5 separate regions of the Homo sapiens genome follow, and all the other regions are linked to region 2. A link is a loop called in an ENCODE intact Hi-C map of the cell type or tissue named here. Cell type or tissue: endothelial cell of umbilical vein. All regions are shown on one strand. Region 1 has its middle 41 kb from the start of LRRC8B. Region 2 has its middle 58 kb from the start of LRRC8D. Region 3 overlaps LRRC8C (leucine rich repeat containing 8 VRAC subunit C). Region 4 overlaps LRRC8C (leucine rich repeat containing 8 VRAC subunit C). Region 5 holds the start of LRRC8C (leucine rich repeat containing 8 VRAC subunit C).

Region 1 (5,000 bases), 280 kb after region 2:
CCACTCCCCACTTAGCTTCTGGATTTTACACAGCCCATGCCAAGCCCAGACTCTGCTAGAATCCTCCTGCCATCTACCCAAAGCTCTGGTTAACCTGGCAGGCTCACTGCCATAATGATTCCAGGTAGAGATCCTCCCAGATCCCATTTCCTGTAAAACCAGCAAATGTCTTGGATGTCTCTCTCTGGATCCCTCAGGCAAACAGTCACAGCATCCTGCCACAGAGAGCTCAGATTTGTGTTCCACACCAGTCCAGTGTGCTCCCTAACTGCAGGCAGCACTGATTAAGGTCTTCAAGGGTCTCCTGAAACACTTCCTAGACCTAATTGAAGGACAAAGCTCTTTTCAAGAGGTAAGTTTGTAATTCTACCCTCTGTGTCTGTTCTCAACCTTTTATGTCTTCGATGTGGATGACAGGTTTTAAATGTATCAAAACTGGTTCTCATAATTTTATTTGAAAATTTATATAGAGTCTGACAATCACTTTGGGATTCAGTATCTACTGTATCTTGATGTGTGAGACAAAAATTCCTCTTTGAAATCCTATCATACAACAAAATAGATCAATCGAAAAGGTTCTCATAAACAAATGAGAATTAGGATACAGGTAATTTAGAGTTCCTTGGCATACAAAAGAAATAGGAAAAATAAGTATCCTTATTCATCATTAGAAACTGAAGCCCAGGTATCATCCCCTGATCATAAGAGAATATGATAAGTGCTCCTCCTCGTTGCTTCCACTGTACTTTATATATTGCTACTATCATAGCTCTTACCATTTGCTTTTAAATTTACTAGATTTTAAGCTTCTGGAGAAAATGAGATATATTTATTTTTATTTGTACCTCCTGTGCCTAGCACAGTGTCTAGAATATTGTGGAAACTCAATAAATGCTTATTAATCTAAATTAAAGAGATATGGATTTCTACTTAGACTCTCATGATATTTGATTGGCTTAGGAATGTAGTATTCCTCTTTCCCAGGCTCTTTATCAGTAAAATGGGAAAAACACCAATTATCTTAACTAATAAAGATGAAAACTAGTAAAAATGATTTAAAAACCACTCTTAAAACAAAAGGATTTATAAGCACTAGTCGTCAGTTCTATCATGCTCCATGTCTGGCAGTACCGTCTCCCCACATGGGCTGTTAAAATGACCTAGAATCATAAATTTTTGTCAGTCTATTAGATAGGAAGGTGAACTCTGTGTTCCTCTGTGGGATTTGTTGCCCTCATAGTCCTTGAAGAATCTTAATTTATTATATGGATAAAAAAATAAAGTTAAGCTAAGAGAACTTTCGAATTAAATTGTACCTTTTGTTTTGTTAGCCATGAACAGTCATAGAGCGACAGCAGTAGTACTAGAAAAAGCATGTAGTCTATTTTTGTAACATCTTTTTGTTAAACATCTGAAAAAACAAGAGGGGCCCAGTCTGTTGTTTGCTTAAGCTTCTGTGAAATGTGTCCATCCAATTCAGCATATGTCAATATGTTCCTCATTTATTGCTGTGTAAAAATTATCTAAAATATATAAGCTGAAAACAATAAATATTTATTGTCTCATAGTTTCTGCGGGTCAGGAATATGAGAGAGGCTTAGGTGGATAGTTGTGGTTCAAGGTTTCTCATGTGGCTTCAGTCAAGGTATCTTCCAGGGCTGTTGCCATCTGAGTCTTAACTGAGTCTGGAGGAGCTGCTTGACTGACAGCTATGGCTGTTGGCAGGAGGCTTCAGTTCCTCTTCACATCAGCCTCTCCATAAGGCTCATGACATGGCTTCCCCCAGGGACAAAGAAAGCAGATTCCAAGGGTAAAAGCTGTAGATTTGTAATAACCTAGTCTTAGAAGTGAATATTGTTACTTTCAGTGTATTCAAATTGTTAGGAATTAGTCATTAAAACCAACCTATACTCAAGGGGAGGGGAATTAGGCTATACCTCTTAAAGGGAGGAGAGTCAAATAATTTGTGGACATACTTTCCAAACCACCACAGGCAACATGCTGACTTAAGAAAATAGTCTTAGATAGTTTTAACTTCTTTGTTTTTCAGTGTGACTTTAAGATGTAAAATATAAAATTTTATGTATAAAATATCTTACGGTAACCCAACTTCCCCCAGAAGTAAACAATTAAGTAGTAGTATTATATGAAGGCACTAAAGGAAGAAGTCATTAAATTTTATGCTATAGCTCAGGTGAAAAGGAAAATATCTTGCATCTGTGGCTAAGTTATAAACCATTGACATCAATTAGCCTCTTTTTGCCATAGCAGTGAAAATGGGCAACTCTTGCTGATGGCTTTATCTTAAAGTGTCTTCAGATGTGTGGTTAAATATGCGGTCAAAGGGTTTTCATCATCTACCTTGTCATTATATATACTTCCTTTTTGTTGACTTCTAGTTAACTTTGAAAAGTCAATCCATTCCAACCTAAATAAGTATTTTATAGAGAACATTTATAAATTTATAAAATAAAAAGCTGCCATTAAATATTATTACAGACATAATATAGTTGTACTTCTTAGAGATGTATGTAATTGTTACAGAACCTTGCCAACTTTCATTTTCATTCTCCCTTTATTTTATTTTTCATATAGATGTAGAGCAGAATATTAGTCTTAGTATTAGTCTAGTAGTACTAGTATTAGTCTAATAGCATTAGACTAGTATTAACTATTAGACTAGTATTAGTCAACTAATTAGTATTAGCCTAATAAATATAGATAGCATTCAATGGCGTAAAAGGCTGGAATGGTTCTAGAACAGTTCTGTTGTCATGTTATTCTGGTAGGAACAGAATGAAGTTTACTAGGAGAATTGAGGATGGAATAAAGAGCTTATTCAATTTTCCCTAATATATGGGCTGTTTGAATTGGAAGAAATCTGTTCTATTATTAAGAACATGGAAGAAATCTATTATTAAGTACAATCAAGAAGCAGGAAAAAGAACTGCCACTGAGTACCCCTTTTATCCTTCTTGGACAAGGGCAGAACATTGCACAGGATTTGGAATGGATGCAGCTAGTGATTAAGGTGATGTTAGTGATTTCTATTGTAGTACTGACTGTGTGGCCATAGATCTCACAGCCTTGGAATCAGTGTGCTTCAAGCCTCGTATCGCCCTCTTGTGGCCAGAGTTCATCTACTTATAGAAATTCTGTTTCTCACAGATTCCTCTTCTAGAGTTACATCAAAAATAAAGGATTGTTTCTCACTGCTTTCTTCCTCCCACAAGAAACTCATTAGAAGTGGGAACCTTATTTATCATGAATTTATCTGCTTTATGTGCTTACCAGCAGTAGGAATCAAGACATCAAGACATCCTTATCATCACCGAGTGGTTGGAGATTGTTACTGTTTCTTCCTTGTACTAGAGTCTGTATAGAACTCAAGGCTTGTTTCCTTTTCATTTTGTCCCAATGTATGATTATTACAAGCAGAAATATAAGAAATGCCTGATTATGTATGTTGACAAAATTATGACCTTGGAGAGATATTACTTGGAGATATATATTTATTAATAAAATCTCAATAATTTCATAAATCATTCAATTGTCATATTGAGGTGAAGCAACTTATATTAATATATATCAGAAGCCAATAATATAATTAGAAAAGTAACACTATCTGATAGTGATTTGTGATGTTGATGAAAGAGGCACTTCCTAAACATCTAACTTAGATGTCCGTAATATGCTCATTTACTAATAGGTTTCTAAGATTATCACAGCAGGTGCTACATATCATCATCACACTTTGTCAACTCAAAATAATTTTTACCAACTCCTACTTTCCACTGTGGAAGCATAATAAACAAAATAAAGACCTGCTTTTTTATATTCCTATTTTTAAAATGGAAAAAATTAGAATTAAATATGTCAATCCAGAAAATGAATAAATTATGTGTTCAGCTCAATAAACTATCAGTGCCACCTACTGAATCACATACCAAAGCTTCAACACCAGAAATACTTGGTAACATACTCCTCTGAGAAACTAAAGACAAGAAGTCAGCTACAACTAAAGACCCTGCACAAAATCCCGGAACACATTATTCTGACTTCTTGTGCCATTTTGGCAGCTTTTAATCTTTATACGAATGGAACCACACAGTATGTATTCTTTAGCATTTGGTTTCTTTCGTACATCATTATGTTTGAGAGATTCATCTATGTTGTGATGAGCTACAGTTCTTCCATTTTAATTGCTCTATAGTGTTCCATCATGTTCGGCATATATAGCCTCTTTATCTTTAAAAAATGCTCTCTGTTTCAAAGCCTAGTTTCTAATATTAATATACCTGTACCAGTTTTTTTTGGTTAAAATTTTTATGGTATATCATTTTTCTATTATTTTAATTTCAACATTTCATTCTAATATTTTACAGTGTGTCTCTTGTAAGCAGAATATAGATAGGTTTGTAATATTATCCAGTATGATAATCTTTGTTTTTCATTTGGGACACTTAATCCATTTATATTTTGATATGGTTTGGCTGTGTCCCCACCCAAATATCATCTTGAATGCTAGCTCCCCTAATTCCCTTATGTTGTGGGAGGGACCAAGTGGGAGGTAATTGATTAATGGGAGCAGTTTCCTCTATACTGTTCTCATGGTACTGAATGAGTATCATGATATCTAATGGTTTTATAAGGGGAAATCTTTTGCTTGCCTCTCATTCTATTCTCTTGTCTGCCACCAGGTGAGATGTGACTTTTGCCTTCCACCACGACTGTGCCCGGTCTTGGGTATGTCTTTATCAGCAGCAGGACAATGGACTCCTACAGTAAATTGGTACCAGTAGAGTGGGCGCTGCTGAAAAGATACCCAAAAATGTGAAAGTGACTTTGGAACTGGGTAACACGCAGAGGTTGGAACAGTTTGGAGGGCTCAGAATAAGACAGAAAAATGTGGGAAAGTTTGGAACTTCCTAGAGACTTGTTGAATGGCTTTGTGCAAAATGCTGATAATGACATGGACAATGAAATCCAGGTTAATATGG
Region 2 (5,000 bases):
CTAGGAACTTGGTACTAGATGTTAGATATATATTATCTGCAATTTTCACAGCAGTCCTGCAAGATGAATATTCTCCCTGTTTTCAGAAAGATTAGGTTATATCCCAATTAGAGAAATAAGTAGCTCTATTCTGACTTCTATCATTGAAGTCTTGCCTTTCTTGAACTTCAAATCAATTAAATCATATAGGAGGTACTTTTTGGTTTCCAACTTCTCTTGCTCAATATTAGATTCTGGACTCATTCATGTTGTTAATGAATACCATGAATAACTTATTTTTTAGTGCTGTGTACTTATTGTTTGAAAAAAATCAAAATTTATTCATTTTACTGTAGATTGACATTTGGGTTGTTCCTAGTTTAGTGAAATGATTAAAGTAATTAAGATTATTATATGTGATATGATTAGATCATAAATTATATGATTATATAGCTATATGAGTAGGTGACTAATATATAAGTATATATCTTATTATATATTATATAACATATTATATTTACAGAACCGACCAAAATAAATCTGACAAAAAGTACTCCTTTTTGTTGGATTTGCAATTTGTTGGATTTATATACAAGAGTAAAATAAAGTATTTTTAGCTTTAGTAGATACTCTCTAAAAGATTTCCAAAGTAGTTGTACCAAGTTACACTCCCATCAGCAAATTATGAGAGATTTATTTGCCAATGGTTGGCTTTGTTATATATATTATTTTAGAAGGTAGTAAGGAATATGGTATGTGCTATGGAAAAGGAGAAGTTGGGCAAGATAAAGGGGATTGGAAGTACTGGGGGAAAGTAGAGCAGTTTGAAATTTTAAATATGTGGTCAGGATTGGCTTTTATTTATTTGTTTTTTTGACAGGGTCTTGCTCTGTTGCCCAGGCTGGAGTGCAGTGGCATGATCATGGCTCACACTGCAGCCTCAACCTCCCAGGCTCAAGCAGTCCTCCTGCCTCCCAAGTAGCTAGGACTATAGGTGTGTGCCACCGTCCTCTACGAAAAATATATTTTGTATTTTTTGTAGAGATGGGGTTTTGCCGTGTTGCCCAGGCTGGTCTGGAACTCCTGGGCCCAAGCTGTCTGCTGCCTTCACCTCTCAAAGTGCTGAGATTACAGGTATGAGCCGCCATGCCTGGCTGGCTTTTTTTTTTTTTTTTTTTTTTTGAAGGTGACAACTGAACAAAGTCATGAAAAAGTAAGCGAAAGAGCTATGCAGGTATGTGAGGAAAATATTCTAGGTAGAGGGAAAAGCCAACACAAAGGCTATTAATAAATTGCTGGTGCTTTCCAGCAAAAGCAATTGGTCATTGTGGAAGAAACAGAGTGAACAAGGGAGAAAGGTATGGGAAATAACATGAAGGGGGAAAAGAGCCAGATCATGTAGGGCCTCCAGGACATGGTGAGTGCTTTGGCTTTTACACCGAGTGAAATAGGGAGCTACAATAGGGGTTTGAGCAGATGAGTGACATAATCTGATTTACACTTAAAAAAATTCTGGTGGCTAGATTAAAAATAACTGTGGGCAGGAGCAGGGAGATGAATTAGTCTATTGCAGGAGGTGACAGTAGCTTTAACCAAAGTGGTGATAGTGGACGCTCCAGGCAAATAGGGTGTCAAAAGCCGAGGTGCAGAGATGGAAAGTTCAGTTCAAGGCCGGTATCAGAACTGTGAGCAAACCAGTTGTCTTTCTAACGGGGGAAGGAAAATGACAGCTGCCATTTATTGAACATTCACTATGTGGCAAGCATTGTGCTAAATTTGATACTCCGGCGACCTCTTTTAGTCTCCATGACAACCCTGTAAAGACATTTAGAATTTAGAACCTTTCATACAGTTCCATGACTAAAACGTAGCACACCTGGCATTCCAACCCTTCATTTCATTCTACTCTAGCACTAAAGCTAGAAGGGAAGCTTGAGGCCACATTGTGGAGTGCCAAGAGGTTTGAACTTTTGCCTGGTTTGAACTTTTACCTTCTTAATCTTTTCCCCGCATCCCCACATTTGAGGACAGGACACCTCCAGGAACTGCAGCTCAGCAACAGGGGTTCAGCGTGAGCGCGGCCTGGGGAGGGTCATCGCCTTTTTGGGGAGTGTGGGGAGAAACGCGGCTCGCCTTGTCGTGGCTGGCGATACGCCTCTGCAGGAAGGGTGTGTCTCCCCGCTTGAGGATTCTCCCTATAGATAAAGAGGAGACTCAGCAGAGCCTTAATTAGAGATCACAGAGGACTGACAACGAGCGTCCGGAAGACGAATTGGCAGCGAGGTGCATGGATTCGATACAGAAGCTGGAGATAGAGTCCAGCTAACAGACCACTGCAGTTCGACGGAGCCAGAGTGAGGCAACGAGGAGAGATGTCGGGGAAGGAAAGGGGATGGGACTTGGGGACTGGAGCGGCTCGAGAGCGACGGAGAAGGGGGCGTTAGGCTCTAAGGATTCTCTTACTGTGCCTCCTCCCCGTGTCCTCGGGTGGCGGCTGCGCAGCCCTCCAGCCCTCAGAGCTGCCCTGCAGCACCTTGGCCACTAGGAGGCAGGCCCGCCTTATCTGGAGCCCCGGCCGCCGCTCACTCCAGGGAGGGCTGCGCTGCTGCTTAAATTCCAAGTCAGGCCAGCCCCTGGAACGCTTAATGGGAGCTTAGATTTAGAACAGTTGATTTTCATTGAGACGGAAATTTGGACAGTCTCCCACTTGATTGAAAACGGCTAGAAACAAGGCTTACGGTAGAGCAATGAATGCCAGAGTGCAGGCGCCGGTGCCCAGGCGGCCCGGGGAACAGGAGGGCCGGAGGAGGAAACAGCTGCCTGCAAAACACCAGCAGCGCCCTTAATTAACACCAGTGCTGGCCAGGGGGATTGTGCTTCCGGAAATTCCCAACGTCCTTTCCCTGCTTGCCCAGGGCCATTCCATTATACAGTTTCAGACCAGTCCCAGGTCTGAAATGGAAAGAGATGTTACCCTAGATGCCCGGAGACAGCGGGGCCGCAGAGACCTCGCACAGCCGAATAGCAGTGGAGCAGGTGTGTGTGTGTGCATGTGCATGTGTGCACGCTGTGAGGGTGTGGTGTGTGTAACATGCTCCCATGTGTCCGTGTGCCCGCTCTGCAGGGGGAATGTTAATGTTTGATTGTTGTTTGGCTTCAGCCCAAAAGAGAAACAAATAATGAGGTGAACGGAAATGAGCTGGAGTCTCTGCTTTCACCGCTAATTAGTCCCTGCTCGATTTTGACGAAGAAGACATACAATAGACACAAGTGAGCAACGAATGAGAAACTCAGGGACCTAGGCTGGGGAAAGGGCGTCGGGTGGGGGGTGTGTGGGCAGGGCTAGGAAGGGAATCTCAGAAGCCAGTGTGCCTGGATCAGGCCGACAGGTCATTCCCACCCTTAGATGAAAATCTGCGCATTATTCCATCTTGGCTGGCATCTCTTATGGGCTGGCCTTCATCTTACTAACGCCATTTCACTTTTTGAAGGGTTGACAGTTACCTTCTTCACCTTCCCCTGGGCAGTTCTTTGTTGTCTTTGTCAGGCTGGCCCCTGTCCATATTTCTCAGAGCCCTGGTCACAGCTCTCTTACTCACCAGCTGCTCAGACAAACCCAGCCTTGACCTGGCTCTGCACTTCAGCACGTTGCCTGCTGCTCCTTAGACTCTTCTCTTGCTACCTGTGAAAGGTCAGATGCAAAATGGTGAAGGCAGAAACAGACTGTTTGATGACAAGGTGAGGAAGAGCTGCTGCTCAATATACCTGTGTGTCTATTGATGTGCAAGTGAGCAGGAAAGATGGTGGTAGAAAGTCATGTTAGAGACCTCTGTGGCAGACCCTTCAATTATCAGCAATGCCAAGGGTCCCTGTCTGTGGGGCCCCCACAGGCACAACTCGTATGGGCTCCAGAGACACCATTTCAGCTTGAGAATGTGTCCCCCAAGTTGCTAAAGTATGTGTCCTACCCTCAGAGTACCTGGTCTCTCCAGGGCTCTCATAGCCCCTTGTGAATATATGCCTAGGAGTGCATGCTCCTTGAGCATGAATATGAGAATTATAAAAAAAATTCTTCACCCAGAGCAGGTTCTCCTCAGACTTGTATTCTCGAATGTGTGTGTGAGAGAGGGAACTTCATTTCTTTCACATCCTAATAAATACAGAGAATGGTCACTTCTTAGAAACTGTTGTTCACAGCACTTCTGGGTTGTTGCTAGTCTTTATTCCCTTTCTTTTTGCTTGCCCCTTTAGGGCACAACTGTCCCAGTACAGGTTTTCTTTCTAATGCTGCTCTTCTTTTTTGTTTGTTTGTTTGAGATGGACTCTCACTCTGTTGCCCAGGCTGGAGTGCAGTGGTGCGATCTCAGCTCACTGCAAGCTCTGCCTCCTGGGTTCAAGCAATTCTCCTGCCTCAGCTTCCCAAGCAGCTGGGATTATAGGCGCGTACCACCACACCCAGCTAATTTTTGTATTATTAGTAGAGATGGGGTTTCACGATGTTGGCCAGGCTGGTCTCGAACTCCTGATCTCAAGTGATCTACCCGCCTCAGCCTCCTAAAGTGCTGGGATTACAGGCATGAGCCACCATGCCCAGCATGCTCTTCCTTTATAATTTGGTAGATTGGGCCATGGTGGGAGTTCTCAAACTTTAATAATAATAAAAAAAGTCTCTCAAGGAGTTTGTTTTAAATGCAGATTTCTCAGGTCCTGCCCAAATCTATGGAATCAGAATTTCTGGAGCAGTCCATGGGAATCGGCATTTTACCAATCCCTCTGCTACCTCCTCCTCTAAGATCCGAAGTCAGATGGTTCACAGAACACATATCATAAAACGTGGTGCTGATGGAGGCCTTGGGCCCTTGTCTGGCTTGCTCAGGCTGCTATAACAAAACACTGTAAACTGGATGACTTATAAACAACAGCAATTTAATTCTCACAGTTCTGGAGGCTGGAAGTCCAAGATTGGATTTGGTTTCTGGTGAGTGCTCACTTCCTGTTTCCTAGAACAGTTCTTTTCCCCT
Region 3 (5,000 bases), 53 kb after region 2:
CACTTCCCCAGAATGGAGATGAAATGTTCTATTTTGGAGCTGGAACCAGGGAATTTGAACCAAAAGTTACTGCAGAGCATAAAGACCAGGGTATGGATGAGGACAAGGTAAGGGAAATACTTGGCATACCAGTGGAGGGCTCGCTCATAACACATCTGATTTATAAAGCTGTACTGCTGAAGGTCCAAATCTGTCTTCAGGCCTTTCATTTCCACAGTGATGGGGTTAGCAGGAGATGGTTTAGGTGGAGGCAGTGGAGTGGTACTGGCAACTGCTTGAGAGACATTCGAAAGGGAAGAGTGGTTCTGAGCAGGCTGCACTCTTTTCGGAAGGCAGATTATCTTGTCTTGCATGACCTGAAACATGGAAATAATATTTTCAAATTATATTACTCAAAGAGCTTTCATAATGTCATTACTGCAAAGAAAGCAGCAGTAACATCCAATAAATGTCCATTTCCTCTGCCTGGAGAATACAACGTTCAATTCCAGCATCAAGATTTTATTCTTAGCTCATATATTGGAAAAATGAAATATCTGACTTTGTTCATCATGTCTAAGTTATGACATAAAACAGTGTTTTTTCAGGTCATAGAACAACTCACAAGAAAATAAATATTTAGGGAACATTCATGTATTTTTAAAAAATTAGCAGCCAGGCGCAGTGGCTCACAACTGTAATCCAAGCACTTTGGGAGGCCAAGCCGGGTGGATCACCTGAGGTCAGGAGTTTGAAACCAGCCTGGCCAACATGGCGAAACCCTGTCTCTACTAAAAATACGAAAATTAGCTGGGCATGGTGGTAGGCACCTGTAATTCCAGGTACTTGGGAGGTTGAGGCAGGAGAATTGCTTGAACCCAGGAGGTGGAGGTTGCAGTGAGCCGAGATCGTGCCATTGCACTCCAACATGGGCGACAAGAACAAAATTTTGTCTCAAAAAAAAAATTATCAATTCTCTCACTGGATTCTGGGAGAATCAGTCATCAGTCTGGGAAGTATATCATCTTCTCAGACTCAATCTTGAGTTAGATGTCCTCAAAGATTGTATCAGTCTGTGTATGAGAAGCAGAAAGATAAGAAGGAGGAACTATGAAAGGAATTCCTGTCTTGTTTTCCCCTTCTTTTTCTACACATATTCTAGACTGTATGTATAGATCAATATGAATGAATTTAATGGAAATTTTGCTAAGCTTTTATAAAAACTCTTCCTTCAGAGAGAGATAAAAAAATACAGAAGTGTTCAACAGTAAAATAATTGTTTAGATTTGCTAGCGTTACACACAAAATATTACATTGAGAACCACCATCCTTCCACCAACGTTTCAGTTTGTTGAAAAGAATATTAAGCTGTAAGAATGTCCAGCAGACTCAAAAAATTGCAATTTGGGAAAGAGAGAATGAATGCACCCTTTTTGAAGATAAGGTAGGATGTGACAGAATACACATTGAATAAACCTAGACGAATCATCTTCAGGAGGAGGCCTATGTTAGTAGAACTCTATGAACAAAAAGTTGACATTTCAAAGGAAGAATAACCAAAGAGTATTCAGCAATGACATGTGGAATTAATAACGCAGGGAAAGTCTATTTGTACCTTAAAATGTCAAATGGCTGAAAATCCACAATGTTTAGTGATTCTGCACCAGCAGTGGTTAGTGATTTTGCAACATCAAAGTCCTTTACCTTGATTATAGGCATAGAAACTGAACCCGTTGTAAAGTGGTCTGCTATAGCATAGTAAGGTGACCACGAGCTGGTGACAAGGGAACTAGCAGCCTACCATATAGAAGCATGAGGCTGATGACAGAGTGAAGCACCCAACACTTAGTAAAGTGTCTGGTACATGGAAGACCACCAGTGTATATTTTCTGAGAAAGGGAGTGAATCCAAAATTGCCAATAGTCCTTCTAGTTCAGGGTTGTATCAGTCTGGGTGTGCAGGACACCTCTTCTAGGGATGAAGATGAAGATGGTGATTATAGTGATGACAGCAGCAAACTTCTGTTATGCTTAATATGCAGCTGACCGTCTTTTCATAAAGTCATGGGCATTAATTCTATTAATTGCCATCTTAATCGGATGACATCAAGTACTCTTATTATTTCCATTTTATAGATGAGGAGACTGAGGCATGGACTCAGGTAAATAACTTGCCTAATGTCATCTAGCTCAGAATCACCTAGACCCAGAGCCCATATTCGTATTTTCCTGAATGTCTAGGATTAAGCCAGAGGGATCCCAATTTGACTTTATCTTAACAAATTATTTTGCACAAACAAGTCACATTTTACAGAAAAGGCTTACTGCTTGCCATGTCCTATGCAGATAACAAGAAATGAGGCTGCGGGAAGAGAGGAGGTTTCACCACAAGATTTATAAAGTTCTGTCTTGGGAAGATAAAGCAGGGGGGCAACTATTTACTATTTAAATCAAAAGAATGCAGGTAAGAACAACAAATGTGATTGCATTTAGAGGATTTGGTGGCTACTGAGATGTGAGAATTCAGCAGTGGTCTTCAAACATTTCTATTACTTAGAGGAAAATGTTGAGTATGCCTACCCACTATATTTATGTCTTCCTATAGGTACTGCATATCCACATCAATCAATATGTCAAATAATCAAAAAGCTAACTTATTTCATGTTTAAAATAAATATAAAGAAAAGTTTTCACTTTTATTTCACATCTCAATGGAGCATTCATCATATTTCTCGGGATTCAAGCACCATACTTTGGAAACCCCTGGAATAAAAAACAAACAAAACCACCAGGAGAAAGCCTAGACAAATACTAGACTATCTTGAAGAAACATAAAAGAGAAGGGCTTGGGATCATGTTCCAGATGCTTTCCTGTTCATGATCTCATTTAATGCTCCAACAACTTGGGAAGTAGGCAGAGGGAGGGGGCCAGAGATCAGCAGGGAAAAGGAATGTGCTTCCTTGAGCACATTCTTCAAGACTGACACCCTTGAACTATTGTTAATACGATATTGTTAATGATATGATGAAAATACAGGCTGGGTGCCGTGACTCACGCCTGTAATCCCAGCATTTTGGGAGGCCAAGGCGGGTGGATCACGAGGTCAGGAGATCCAGACCACCTTGGCTAACACGGTGAAACCCCGTCTCTACTGAAAACACAAAAAATTAGCCGGGCGCGGTGGCGGGCGCCTGTAGTCCCAACTACTGGGGAGGCTGAGGCAGGAAAATGGCGTGAACCCGGGAGGCGGAGCTTGCAGTGAGCCGAGATCGCGCCACTGCACTCCAGCCTGGGCGACAGAGCGAGACTCCGTCTCAAACAAAAAAAAAACAAACAAAAAAAAACCACACACAAAAAACAAAACAAAACAAAAAAACACAGAGGAATCAGGTAAAAGCAAGATTAAATAGAAGGTAAAAAGGGAGGCATCTTCTTAAGGTGCTAAGTCCCTGCAAAGCAACCAAGTGGGCCCCATTTCTGTACCCCTGCCTGAACCCTCCCCCGGGCTTGCTCCTAATGAAAGAAGACGGTGGACTTAAGGAACTTGGCTGCTGTACAGGATTTTAGGTTATGCACTGTACCAGGGTGCCCAGGTGAAGGGCAAGTGTAGGCTGAAATCTAGCTTGTGTACCTCTCACTCAGCTGTGTGCACTTGGGGTTATGTCCACACAGTGCAACTGCGTTTTTATATTTTGCACAAAAATGTCTAATTAGCTGGAATCTGCCATGCTGGAGAAGTAGGTCACATTCTCTCCGTTCTACAGAAGAAGAAACTGACCAAGGTTCAGAAAACTTCAGTGACCTGCACAAGTTCACGCAGCTAGGAAATGGCAGAACAGGAATTTAAACCTGTCTTTTCTTTCCAGCCTAGTGTTCTTCCACCACTCCCCACATTCTTCTCATTTCACCTAGCTTCCGCTAGGATGGCTTTGTAGAGAACAGCCCAGCGTAGGAGGCTTATGCCACAGGCAATCTCCAGAAGTTCTGTTCACTCTTTTGACTTCATATTTCCCTTTCATTCCTTCATGAAGATATTTTTTGAAGTGTGCCTACTCAAATCTCAGGAGAATAAAGACAGTAATCTATTTTCCAAAAGCTGTTAATCACCCAGAAACGAGCGCTGAGTAGAAAAAAAAATACTGGAATCTAGTTACTAAGAACAGTAGCATCTCATGTTGCTGAGGGAACACATCACAAGAAGACTCCTGCAGAGAGGCATCTCTGAGTAGAATTCCAAAAGAATGTGAGGGCTGGCTGTCAAATCCAGGACTACAAAAATAAATAGCCAGGTTAGGAGGTCCAACAGTAAACAGTATGAAGATTTAAACAGTGCAATAGCTATAAGAGAGAGGAAGTTACCCTCCATGTTAAATAGAGACTGTATTTCTGAACACTGCAATGTGGGGAAGAACTGGGAAAAGGATCAGTATTTTCAAAGAGAAAAATAAGAAAAAAAATAAGGCAGGCAGCTTCTTCTTCTTTGTCTTCTTCTTCGTCATCTTCTTCTTCTTCTTCAAAAGGTTAAACAGTGTTTTTGCCATATCTTTGTAACAGCAGCCTGTGAGAATTAGGAAATTTTTGTTTTATCTGTCCTATCCTTTTGAGAAGTCTGCCTAATCAGACCTATACTTCACGTTTCTTTTTCTTTACCCAGTAATGTAAAGATCAGGGTGCAAAACAAGCCTTAAAGAAAGGCTGCAAAACAAATCTCAAAAGAATAGTTGTAGGGTTCCAGGCTGTTGGTACAGGACTAAGACAGAGTGCTTGGAGTAGGGGCAGGGAGAAAGTGCCCAACCGCATCCCCTTCTACAAAGCCTTGAGGTTCAGTGCATCACCAGCAGCTCATCCACACACATTATCACATGGAGCAATTCCGCCATTTTCTTTCAAGGACAACTCTCAGCTGCCTTTGGAGGAAAAAGGCTTGAGAATGGAGTTACGTGGTGCCTTTATGTAGGAAGAGGGAGAGAAAAAGGGGGAAGAAACTGGGGGGAGAAGTGAAGAAAAAAATCAAAATGAAC
Region 4 (5,000 bases), 71 kb after region 2:
GGCTGGGCTCCCAGCACTTTGGGAGGCTGAGGCGGGTGGATCACTTGAGGTCAGAAGTTTGAGACCATTCTGGCCAACATGGTGAAAGCCCGTCTCTACTAAAAATACAAAAATTAGCTGGGTGTGGTGGTGCATGGATGTAATCTCAACTACTAGGGAAGCTGAGGCAGGAGAACCACTTGAACCCGGGAAGTGGAGTTGCAGTGAGATCATGCCAATGCACACATTCCAGCCTGGGTGACAGAGTGAGACTCCATCTCAAAAAAAAAAAAAAAAAAAAAAGAAGCTGGGCATGGTGTCACGCACCTGTAATCCCAGCTACTCAGGAAGCTGAGGCAGGAAGATCACTAGAGCCCAGGAGTTTCAAAGCAGCCTGCGCAACAGAGTGAGAACTCGTCTCCAAAATAACAAAACAAACGAAACAAAATGAAGCAGAGCTGAAAGTCCTTGTTTGCTAGAAACCCCCAAGTGGACATCTGTAGAATGTTACCATGCCCCACAAGTCTTATCTTCTGTAATACACCATATCACTTTTTTCTCCCTGGAATATAATTTATTCCTGTATTCCTATAACCACCCTGTATACAGTCCACATAAAATTGGAATTCAGTCCACATAAAATTGTCAAGGTGATAGATGACAAGAAGTAAAATTCTAGGGAAGATCAAAAGTGTCAGTTCAAATAAACCACCATAAAAAGAAGGTCCCAACTAAGGCATATTTTTGATACTAGATGTAACAGAGGTTTTGAAATAGTGTTTCTTTCACACCATTCACTACCATCCCCACAGAGATGACAAAGGTTGCTCTTTACAATTATTTTCACTATCTAAATAATTTTTGTTTTATATTCCCCAAAGACCCTAGTAGAACGGAGATGTAAGGTGGGTACATGGAAACTTTATACAACTGGGCCGGTGCAGTAGCTCACACCTGTAATCCCAGCACTTTGGAAGGCTGAGGTGGGTGGATCACTCTAGGCCAGGAGTTCAAGACCAACCTGGCCAAAATGGTTAAACTCTGTCTCCACTAAAAATACAAAAATTAGCTGGGTGTGGTGGTGCATGCTTGTAAACCCAGCTACTCAGGTGGCTGAGGTATGAGAATTGCTTGAACTGGGAGGCAGAGGTTGCAGTGAGCCGAGACCGCGCCTCTGCACTCCAGCCTGGGTGACAGAGTGAGACTCTGTCTCAAAAAAAAAAAAAAAAAAAAAAAAAAAAAGGAAGAAAAGATAAAAGAAAAGGAACATATCTGAGATGAGGTCTTGATTTTAAGCCTTCACTTCTATCTGTGATTTCATCAGTATTCTGATGTAATCAGTATTACTGATTCTAAGTAAGAATTTCTGGGCTTCTATCTATAAAATTCAAATTTGGCCAAAGAAAAAGATCTACTAGAAATCCCAGACAGTATACAGCAGATGACTGCATGGGGGGAGTAGAAGCAAGAATTCAGGGCACATTGTCAAAATGAAGTCTTCTGATATCATTCTGGAATCTATAATTCTGATTGCCTGTACTTTCCAGTGAACTGCCTATGAGCATTTTCACCTGAAGGTCATTTGTCATGGAGCTGACATTGATGGCTCTAAATCAGAGAAGTAGAAATTAATTTCAGTATGCCCTAAAAATCAAAGCGGGGATCAGCTCTAACCAAAAAACTCACATGTCCTAACCTTTTTGATAGTGTGACCCTGCTGGCCACTTCGCTCCTAGTGATTGGGTTAAATCTTCCAGGATTTTTTTGTAGGTGGCTTTGTCATTGAAATAATTCTTTTTTCCCCTCCAAATTCAGAAAGCAGGAAATGTCTTTTCTATGTCACAATCACAAGGCAGGTCCCCTAGGGCTTCCAGGGGGCTTGCATCTTCCAGTTCCTGTTTCTGGTTTCTAACTGCTAATTCTATATTTGGTAACGGTCTGCCCATGGGCTGTTTTGGATTTGGTCATAATAAGATAACCTGGAGTCACTGAGCAGAGATCTAAAGCAATCTTATTTTTCCAGGAAGCAACGTGTTGACCTTTCAGGATATGGTCTATTTTGTTGAATGTGTTGAGTTTTTGAATAGTGTTGTTTATAGCACAAAGTTGGGTGTTTACACTATTGGTCCTTGAGGGTGTATGACTGTACAGGAATAGGACAGACACATATACTCCTACACTCTCCTGGCTTATAGTGAGTTTATATTTGTTCTTATGTGGATTGATGTAATCTAAGGAATGCTCTTTATACATGCTCTTATTTCATGGCAGCCTTGAAAAGAGCTACTTGCTCAGAAATGAATAAATATTTGTCAGACAAGTAAGGCAAAAGTGCTGGTTCTAATCCTTTTACATAAGTGCAAGAAAGAATCAACATCCCCTTGATAGAAAATAATCTCCTTAATCCCCCAGTATTTTCCAAGCTGAGTAGTGTTGAACCTATATGAATACAATCTTTTAGGAGTAAACAGATATCAACTGTTAACTTGACATGAAAAAAGCAACTTACAAAATAGTTACTCTAAAAGCTGTTGGATTACTATTTTATCATCAAAGAGTGTTCTTCTAACTTCACCTTAGATTTTGCCTTGTCATGTATTCCAATATAGGAGTTAACTTGCTTTGTAAATAAGATCAGAAAGAATGATACACTTTCAATTTACAAGTGGAAAATCAAGACATAAAAATATATTTTAACAATTTTAACATCGCCTTGGGAATGAGAAAGGAACTTGAGCTTCACAGAGAATCCTTTGTTTATAAAGTTATCAGTCATTAAGCCATTTTTAGTGGATTATCATAGCAGAGCTAAAATAAGAGCTTAAATTCTTCCCCTATGGAACATTAATTTGTTATATGGATCCTAGGTAGTTTTACTTTGATAATTTGTACCATGCATTCTTTCTTGTTTTGTTAATGCTCACTATAGAGTGCAAATTTTTCTTTTTAAATAGCAGGTATATAGTGAATGCCCCTTAAAATTTTAATTTATAATTCATAAAATTGATACTTTTTGTAACGATTTTCTCTTTTTATCATTTTGTACTTGCTTTTACACTGAAAATCCTGTTTTATAAGCCAAACCTTGCCCTCACAATCTGTGCAATTGTGATGGTTCCATAATATTTGATAGCAGTGTGCACAGGGGTGACAGACGCCTCATGGAGAATCAGCCTAAGATTGGAATCTCAGCTGCATCCCTCTTGGCTTTGGGGCAAGTTATCTAACCTTCTACACTTTGGAATTCTCATCTGAAAAATGGGACTAATCTACTTTCACAGGTTTGTTCTGGGAACTAAATAAAGTACATACAGATTCTAGCACAGGTTCTCTTGCCAGTGTTACTCCATGGATGTGCTATTAGCATTCTGGATAAAACAATTCTGCTGTGTGGGAATGTCCCACCGATTGCAGGATGTTTAATATCCCTGACCCCACCCTCTCCGAAAAATGCCATCTGGGCCCTCCGGTCACTGTGCCAATCCATGAGGGCTTTGTAAAATGATCACACTAAATATTCTGTTAATGCTGAGTTTTCCCCTTCATGCGTCTTATTAAAATATATATTTTGGTTTTGTATATTCATTCTTTGAGACTTCACTCAATTATCTTCTTGAGTCCCTCACTTCCAGTGACTGAGATGACAACATCATATTTGATGCTCTTGAGGCACCATTAAGGCATTTACATATTGGAAAACATTGCTTATGTGTTTCTATGGTCTTCAGACAATTAGCAATCTGAAGGCATGGGCTGTGCTGTTTTTCTTTTAGCATCTAACACCCCACAGAGTGTCTGATATATTGCTGATGCACAGGATTGTTTGTTGAATTGAGTAGTCCACCCCGTATGAATTCTGTGCCCTGCAGCCTTCATATTCTGAAGCAATATTTCTTTTGGCATCTCACTTTTTCTCAGAACCTTGTCATCTCAGACAACACTTCTTGTACCCAGTCAACTGGCATCAGATTTCTTTTTAACGGCTGAAGAGATGAAAAAGGCCTATGTGTGAAGGGCCCAGGTTAGTTAACCTGTCTGAGCAGGAGCCACTGATTGTGCGAGGTAAGAGTGGTGGTGCTGAGAAGGCTGGTCAGCGGGGAGCCCAAAAGCCTTCTGGACTGTAGAGAGACACTGTGGGGCTGTGCTGCAGGAAGATGATTCTGACCAGCACACAGGAAAAGAGGTTTAGCTTGTGCTTGAATTCCCTCCTGAACTTACCGCAGGCACATCTCCTAAATGATGCTCATTATAGACATTTTCATAGGTACACTCTTATTTTCATTCATTTCATTGCAAGTTAACTATTTATTCTAAAAGATTTTCTGTGTTCTTTCTCTTTTCATCCTGCCATGGAATGTGTAAACAAGAGAAACAATTCCGTGTGCTTGTTAGGCAGATCCTGCAGCAGCGCTCTGAGCCATGGCACAGTAATAAAGACAGGTTGATAGTGCTCCCGCTAATCTATGTCACCTTCCTCTACTATTTCCCAAGCTAGCCACCCCAAATCTAACCTTCTCCTTGAGACCCCTGCTCTACTACCTTCCTTATTGCCAATTCCTACTGCATTCCTCACCCTCACAACCTCTCAGTAAATGTTGTTTTCTCCATCACAGAGAAACAACAAGCCATAAGGCACAGACGCCTGTCTTTCTGTCTCCCTACCAAATAAAAATGTATCTGTAGCTATCATTCCCATTCTGGTGGATGATGCCTCCTCCACCCAAATCAGGGATAATCCTTCCACCTAGATCCTGGATCTTCACCTCGTTCCTCCTGAAAATGACCATCACTAACCCCAAACTCCTGGGTTTTACATCCAACTGATTACTTAATATCTCCACGTTGATGTTTAACATATATCACAAACCTAACATGTTTACAAACAAACTTTTCTAGTTGCTGAGGTCTAAAAATCTTAGTCATCCTTGATTTCTCTCTTTTTTTTTTTGAGACGGAGTCTTGCTTTGTCACCCAGGCTGCAGTGCAATGGTGCGATCTTGGCTCACTGCAACCTTTGCCTC
Region 5 (5,000 bases), 130 kb after region 2:
GGGCAGAAAACTTTACAATCTCTGTTTCCTCATATAGTCACTATGGTGAGTTAACAACAAATTTATATAGAAAAAATAAATAAGCAGCTTTGGATAATAAAAAAAAGTATATCATTAAGACTAAGGAGGCTTGGCTTCATTCAGGCACTAACTTAGCTGCATAGTCTTCAGCCAAATCAGAAACTCTGAACTTCCTTCTTATGTAAAATGTGGATGGCACCATTTACCTTAGGGGTTCATTGTAAGAACCTGAGATAATGTGTATTAGGTATCTAGCATGCAGCTAGATTATGTTATAGCAATGTACCATATTAAATCATTAACACAATTCTTGGCAAAATAAATATAGTTTCCACCTCATTTCATTTTAAACTTAGGCTCGCTCTATTATAATGTCATAGGTGACTATAACTTAATAATACTATAGAGTATTAAAAATCATAACAATTTGGTAAAAATTGAACACTTGGGAGTTAAACATATTTCTAACTTTGTATTGTTTTTTAAAAGATAAACTTCATGGAAATAAAGTGCAACATTTTCATTCATTTATCTTACAGCTCCTAATGCATTATTTTCACTAAAAGCATTCCCTTTTAAAAATACATTTCATTAAAGTGCTTAATCTGAGAAATAATAGATTAGTACTATTAATAAAGGCTTGATTTTATTAATAAGAAAATTGTTAAATATACTTGGTATCTCTGATACAATTGTTGGGTTGATGGGTCCTGTCTGTGCCCAATCTATTATGTGAACCATGGCAAATATCCATCTTTGCAAAACTGCCCTACATCCCCCTCAAAGGAAACAAACTGACCCCAAGACAGAACTTAATCACTCCAGAGTAAAGCAAACCAATTATAGCCTTGGCCTTCCCTGTTAAAGCAAGTCACAAGAAATGCAAATATCCTAGACTAGAGCTGTATACATTTAATGTTTGTTTACACACTCAACACATTGTTTATGAATTGAGCGAGTTTTATGCAGCTCAGATTACGTTTTGGGTTTTCAACAAATTATTTAAAAATAAACAGAATTTATAAATGTATAAAAATTATTGGCTCTGGCGATTTTGCAGCATTGTGCTAACCAAGAGGACTACTCCACTTTTACTCCTTTTTCGTCTAAATGGCATCTTAATGACCTGCCCACGCTGAAGCCTCATCGATGCTTTGGGAAACCATCACATACCTGTCGGGAAATGTGACTGTTGGTTAAGGCTACGTTTCTCACACTACCGCGAAAGAAGTATGTGACTTACAAACGGCTGCGATTTCCTTTACCTATTCCTTCCTTCAAAGGCTGCTTTAAATGGAGGTAATTCAAGCCTCCCCGTGCCAAACACCGGCACTCCAACAAAGATGGATTGGTTCTTATTTTTTACTTTGAGGATGGGAACCTGAAAATGTTTCCTAACGTTTGCTGAGGCTTTAACATGTTTAAGGAATTTGAAACCAAGGGAAGTTTAGCCGTAATACTCTGAAATATCCGCATTAGGATGCGGGCTAGGTGTCCGGCTGTTGCAAAACTACGGAGGATGCGAGGTTTGGAAGAAACTGTTTGGACTTTGCTGTATACCGGGCAGGCGTGGGGGTTGGGGAGGGAAGAACCGGCTGAGGGAGAAAAGAAAGGCATTCGTGTCCACAGAACACATCTAAGGCTCCTGAGTTGCTAACTCCATCCCTAATCATCTCATTGGTGGGAACCAGCTGGAAAGGGAAAGATCAGCGAGCCTAGGCGTGGGATGAAGGCAGCGGTTTTGGCCTCAACCGCTGGCCTAAACACCTGGCTTCTGGGGCCCGCCCGATCAAGCTGAACCCCTTCCCTCCTGTCCTGCAGGTGAGCACACGGTGCTCTCACGTTTCTTCGAGAAACCTTCCAATTCCTTTCCCTGCCCAAAAGTGCTAACTTCAAGGGTTCGGAGGTGGCAGGGGGGTGATAGACCGGAAAGGACTGGCCCCGGGGTCTCAGAGATTTTCGAGGTAGGAAAGAACAACGATCGCCCCGGCCACGGACGCATTTCCCCTCGCGGACCGCCCCCCCACCCCCGCGCCCAGTCTGCAGGACCTGCCGCTGCGGCGCGGCGTTGGGCGCCAGGCTGAGATCCTCGCGCGGCCGCTCGGGCTAGCGCGGATTGGGTGGGGTAGGGGTTGGCGGGCTCCTGAGCCGCAGTAGCGGAAGGTTCCCAGCACCACACGCCGGGCGGGCAACCACATTCTGCCTGTCTGAGAGCCGGGGGGAAGCAAGGACGCGAGTGAGGCGGGGCGAGTCCCGGTCCGGCGCGCACAGCGGACCGAGCGGGTGGCCCTCTGCGGGCTGCCCCTCTCCATCCCTCCGCGGATCCCCCGCCCTTACCTCCGGGCGCGAGAGTGTCGACTGGAGAAGGTGCTAGGGAGCGGCGAGCTGCCTGGGGGTCGGGCTCAGCGGCTGCCAGGGACGGCGGCGTCGCCCGCGGGGTCGCTGCTCATGGCTTGTCGCGCCCGAGCACTGCGGCCGCGGCCACGGCGGCGCCTTCCTCCTACTTCTCTTCGCGGGCTTCCAGCCGGGACGCAGCTAACGCCCCAGCCCCGCAAGCCCTCCTCCCCTCCGCCTCCCCGGCCGCGGACGGAGCCGCCTCCAGCGCCGCCCCGCACGCAGCCCGGCTAGCGGCAGCCAGCGCCGCCCAGCGCCCGGCCCCGGGGTCGCCACCGCCCGCCGAGTCGACTCCGCGGTGCCAGCCCCGCTGTGACGCAGGCCGCGCCGCCCGGGAACTTCCTCCCCTGCAGAGACCACCTCGCTCCCGGGACTCGCCAGCGAGGGATGCCGCCGGCCGCCGGGGGCCTTCTCCAGGACCAGGAGAGAAATCCTCTCTCCGCTTCACGACGCGGCCACTCCCACCCCTGAGACGCCCACCTGGCGGACTCTGAGGGAGGATTCGGCTGCGTCTAATACCACCTCCACCCCTCATCCCTCACAATGCGCGGAAAACCACAGGCGGCTGTGCGCGCAGCGTCGGCTCAGCCACCGCAGCTCCTCCCCTGGGTAAGTTAGAGGGGAGCAGCCACCACTAAAAATAGCCCTTCTGGGAACTCCTCCGAAGGCCAGGGTCAGGATGAAGATAACCCCTCCACAGGAGAAGCGAAGGCCTCCTAAGAGAAGGGTGGGGAGGGGACGGTGGGATAGAATGAGGAAGATGGAGAAGGAGAAAAGCAAAACCCAATATCCTTGGATCATGAAGCCCTTGAGCCCCTTGACAACCAAGTCTCCTTTCAGGCCGGAATCCCCAACTGCACCGCCCCTGCAATACGGGCTAAGGGGCAGATTCCAGGGAGACTCAGTTGGAATGCCCCGCCTACAGCTCCCGCATAAAGGAGTTGACGGTGCACAGCAAAACCACCTGTTGTTTAACGAGTATGGAGGGAGGGGTTCTCTCTCATTGATTGATCTGAACCGTGCTTTTCTTCTCCCCATTTTCCCACCCAATTTCAGGATGAAAAAGCACTCTGACGTCTTGAAAGCTGGCAGCTCTCTGTTTGGAAAATCTCTGCCCAGTGAAAAAATGTACCGACAAGATTACTAAGTAACACAGTCTTCTGGGAATGCCTTATCAATGCCAGCTATTTGAAGAGCACCCAAAGTCAAACTAGTGCTCCGCGCTGGCAGTCTGGAAAAGGCAGATGTATGTGAGTAGAGAAACTGATAGACAACTAGTTGCTGGCCAGTTGGCCTGTTTTCGTGCTACAAGCCTTCAGAAAACAGTCGCCTCCTTTTACCACGTTTCTATTTCTAAACCAAAATGAAAAGGACGTTTGTTCAAAAGATATTCTCTTGGGCTTTACATTGCTTTCCCCCTGCTCACTCAGCAAAATCCTACACTTTTTTTCCAATTCCAATGCTGCTGTTGGGTGTCCTTCCCAGAAGACAACCTTAAATTCTCTTAGGCCTTAGGAGCTGAATCTAACACCAGTCTTAATTAACCTACAACAAGACAAAAATTTAGGTCCGGGCTTACCTCCTAGTCAGCAGATGGGAAAAATTCCTAGAGAGTCTCTGGGAAAAAGGCAAAGGCTAACTTTAGCAGTTTGCTAGAAAAAAAAAAATTCAAGTACCTTGTAAGTCACCAGGGTAGATGCAGCAATACTCTCTAAGGTAGCTTTACCTCTTCAATTCTCTTACCTTACCTGAATTTAAACACAGTGAGGCAAGTACCAAGGTCACAACCCTCCTGTGGAGGGCCTTATTCTGCAAGGGCTCTCTGATATACTTCTATCTTTGTACCGTTGGCACCTGACCACAAGCTTAGGCATCCCTGAAATGCTCCCTTGCTACCCAGTGTCAAGGAATCATTGAACCTTAGACTTTGTACTCAGGTGAACCAGGATGAAATCCCTATTCTTCCAGTTTAAACTTAGGAAATTTACTGTTCTTTTTATCTGCCCCCTCCCCACCACCCACATCCCCTTATCATCCCTATAGGTATAGTACTACAGGGTGCTGTGAGAATTAGCTAATATGCTCAAAGCACCAAGAACAGTGCCAATCACTTTGTAAGTAGTCAGTAAATGAGAGCTACTATTGTACTTAACTACTCTTCACTGAAAGCAAAAGAACCAGGAATAGCAAAAAGGTTTGGAAACCTGGGATCTGAATCCCCTGCAAGTTGAGTCCACCCCAAGTTGCTTTATTGCAATACTTTTGGCTACTCTTGTGTCTGCCTTCTAATTGGATCAACTGGGTAGTTCTTCACGTGTAGGCAGGTGATTCACATGCACATTAATGCTTGAAAGCCACTAGTCTAAAAACTATGCTACACTGGTTAGTTCACCTCTTCTTATTTTGTAGCATGTAAACCTTAAATCTAGTGATCTTACCTCAGTCCACCTAATTCACATTAACATCCACACTTAGCAAGCTCTCTGTAAAGGACTGGTAGAATTAGCAATCAGTCAACTTGAGTGAGGGTCTTAAAGAAGTACAAGGCTTATTCTCCGACTTCAGGGTGTTCATAGTTCATGGGA

Evidence for each region. Hi-C counts contacts between places; a loop is a spot of excess contacts. Peaks named below come from ENCODE experiments on the same cell type or tissue, not always from the same donor. Only the 100,000 strongest peaks of a DNase experiment are listed, where the experiment ranks them.
Region 1: a loop joins it to region 2, with 11 times the contacts of the local background. A loop is called at or near these places in 94 of 110 quality-filtered maps.
Region 3: it touches region 2 in a loop (9-fold over the local background); 35 of 110 quality-filtered maps call a loop at or near these places.
Region 4: it touches region 2 in a loop (7-fold over the local background); 20 of 110 quality-filtered maps call a loop at or near these places.
Region 5: a loop joins it to region 2, with 13 times the contacts of the local background. A loop is called at or near these places in 98 of 110 quality-filtered maps.

The regions. Positions count from the first base shown.
Region 1 is chr1:89,481,564-89,486,563 of GRCh38, reverse strand. No RefSeq gene overlaps it. Among named protein-coding and RNA genes, the nearest start is that of LRRC8B, 41 kb to the left of the region's middle. In endothelial cell of umbilical vein, a CTCF peak has its summit at 3,121 (motif pointing left); a DNase peak (open chromatin) is centred at 3,123; H3K27me3 peaks cover 342 bases.
Region 2 is chr1:89,760,664-89,765,663 of GRCh38, reverse strand. No RefSeq gene overlaps it. Among named protein-coding and RNA genes, the nearest start is that of LRRC8D, 58 kb to the left of the region's middle. RefSeq lists an enhancer at 2,430-2,930. In endothelial cell of umbilical vein, a CTCF peak has its summit at 2,525 (motif pointing right); DNase peaks (open chromatin) are centred at 2,713, 3,553 and 4,943; H3K4me3 peaks cover 1,061 bases; H3K27ac peaks cover 1,787 bases.
Region 3 is chr1:89,708,065-89,713,064 of GRCh38, reverse strand. It overlaps LRRC8C (leucine rich repeat containing 8 VRAC subunit C), which reads right to left. Exons shown (of 3, transcript NM_032270.5): 3 at 1-356. Among named protein-coding and RNA genes, the nearest start is that of LRRC8C, 77 kb to the right of the region's middle. In endothelial cell of umbilical vein, no CTCF peak of the experiment used is centred here; a DNase peak (open chromatin) is centred at 2,874; H3K27ac peaks cover 3,026 bases.
Region 4 is chr1:89,689,868-89,694,867 of GRCh38, reverse strand. The region is part of intron 2 of LRRC8C (leucine rich repeat containing 8 VRAC subunit C); the gene reads right to left. Among named protein-coding and RNA genes, the nearest start is that of LRRC8C, 59 kb to the right of the region's middle. In endothelial cell of umbilical vein, no CTCF peak of the experiment used is centred here; a DNase peak (open chromatin) is centred at 2,017; H3K27ac peaks cover 2,075 bases.
Region 5 is chr1:89,630,681-89,635,680 of GRCh38, reverse strand. LRRC8C (leucine rich repeat containing 8 VRAC subunit C) reads right to left here and starts at 2,561. Exons shown (of 3, transcript NM_032270.5): 1 at 2,359-2,561. It overlaps LRRC8C-DT (LRRC8C divergent transcript), which reads left to right and starts at 2,787. Exons shown (of 3, transcript NR_033981.1): 1 at 2,787-3,024; 2 at 3,472-3,665. RefSeq lists enhancers at 1,590-1,639, 1,670-1,719 and a silencer at 2,100-2,759. In endothelial cell of umbilical vein, a CTCF peak has its summit at 2,674; DNase peaks (open chromatin) are centred at 1,520 and 2,660; H3K4me3 peaks cover 3,287 bases; H3K27ac peaks cover 3,415 bases.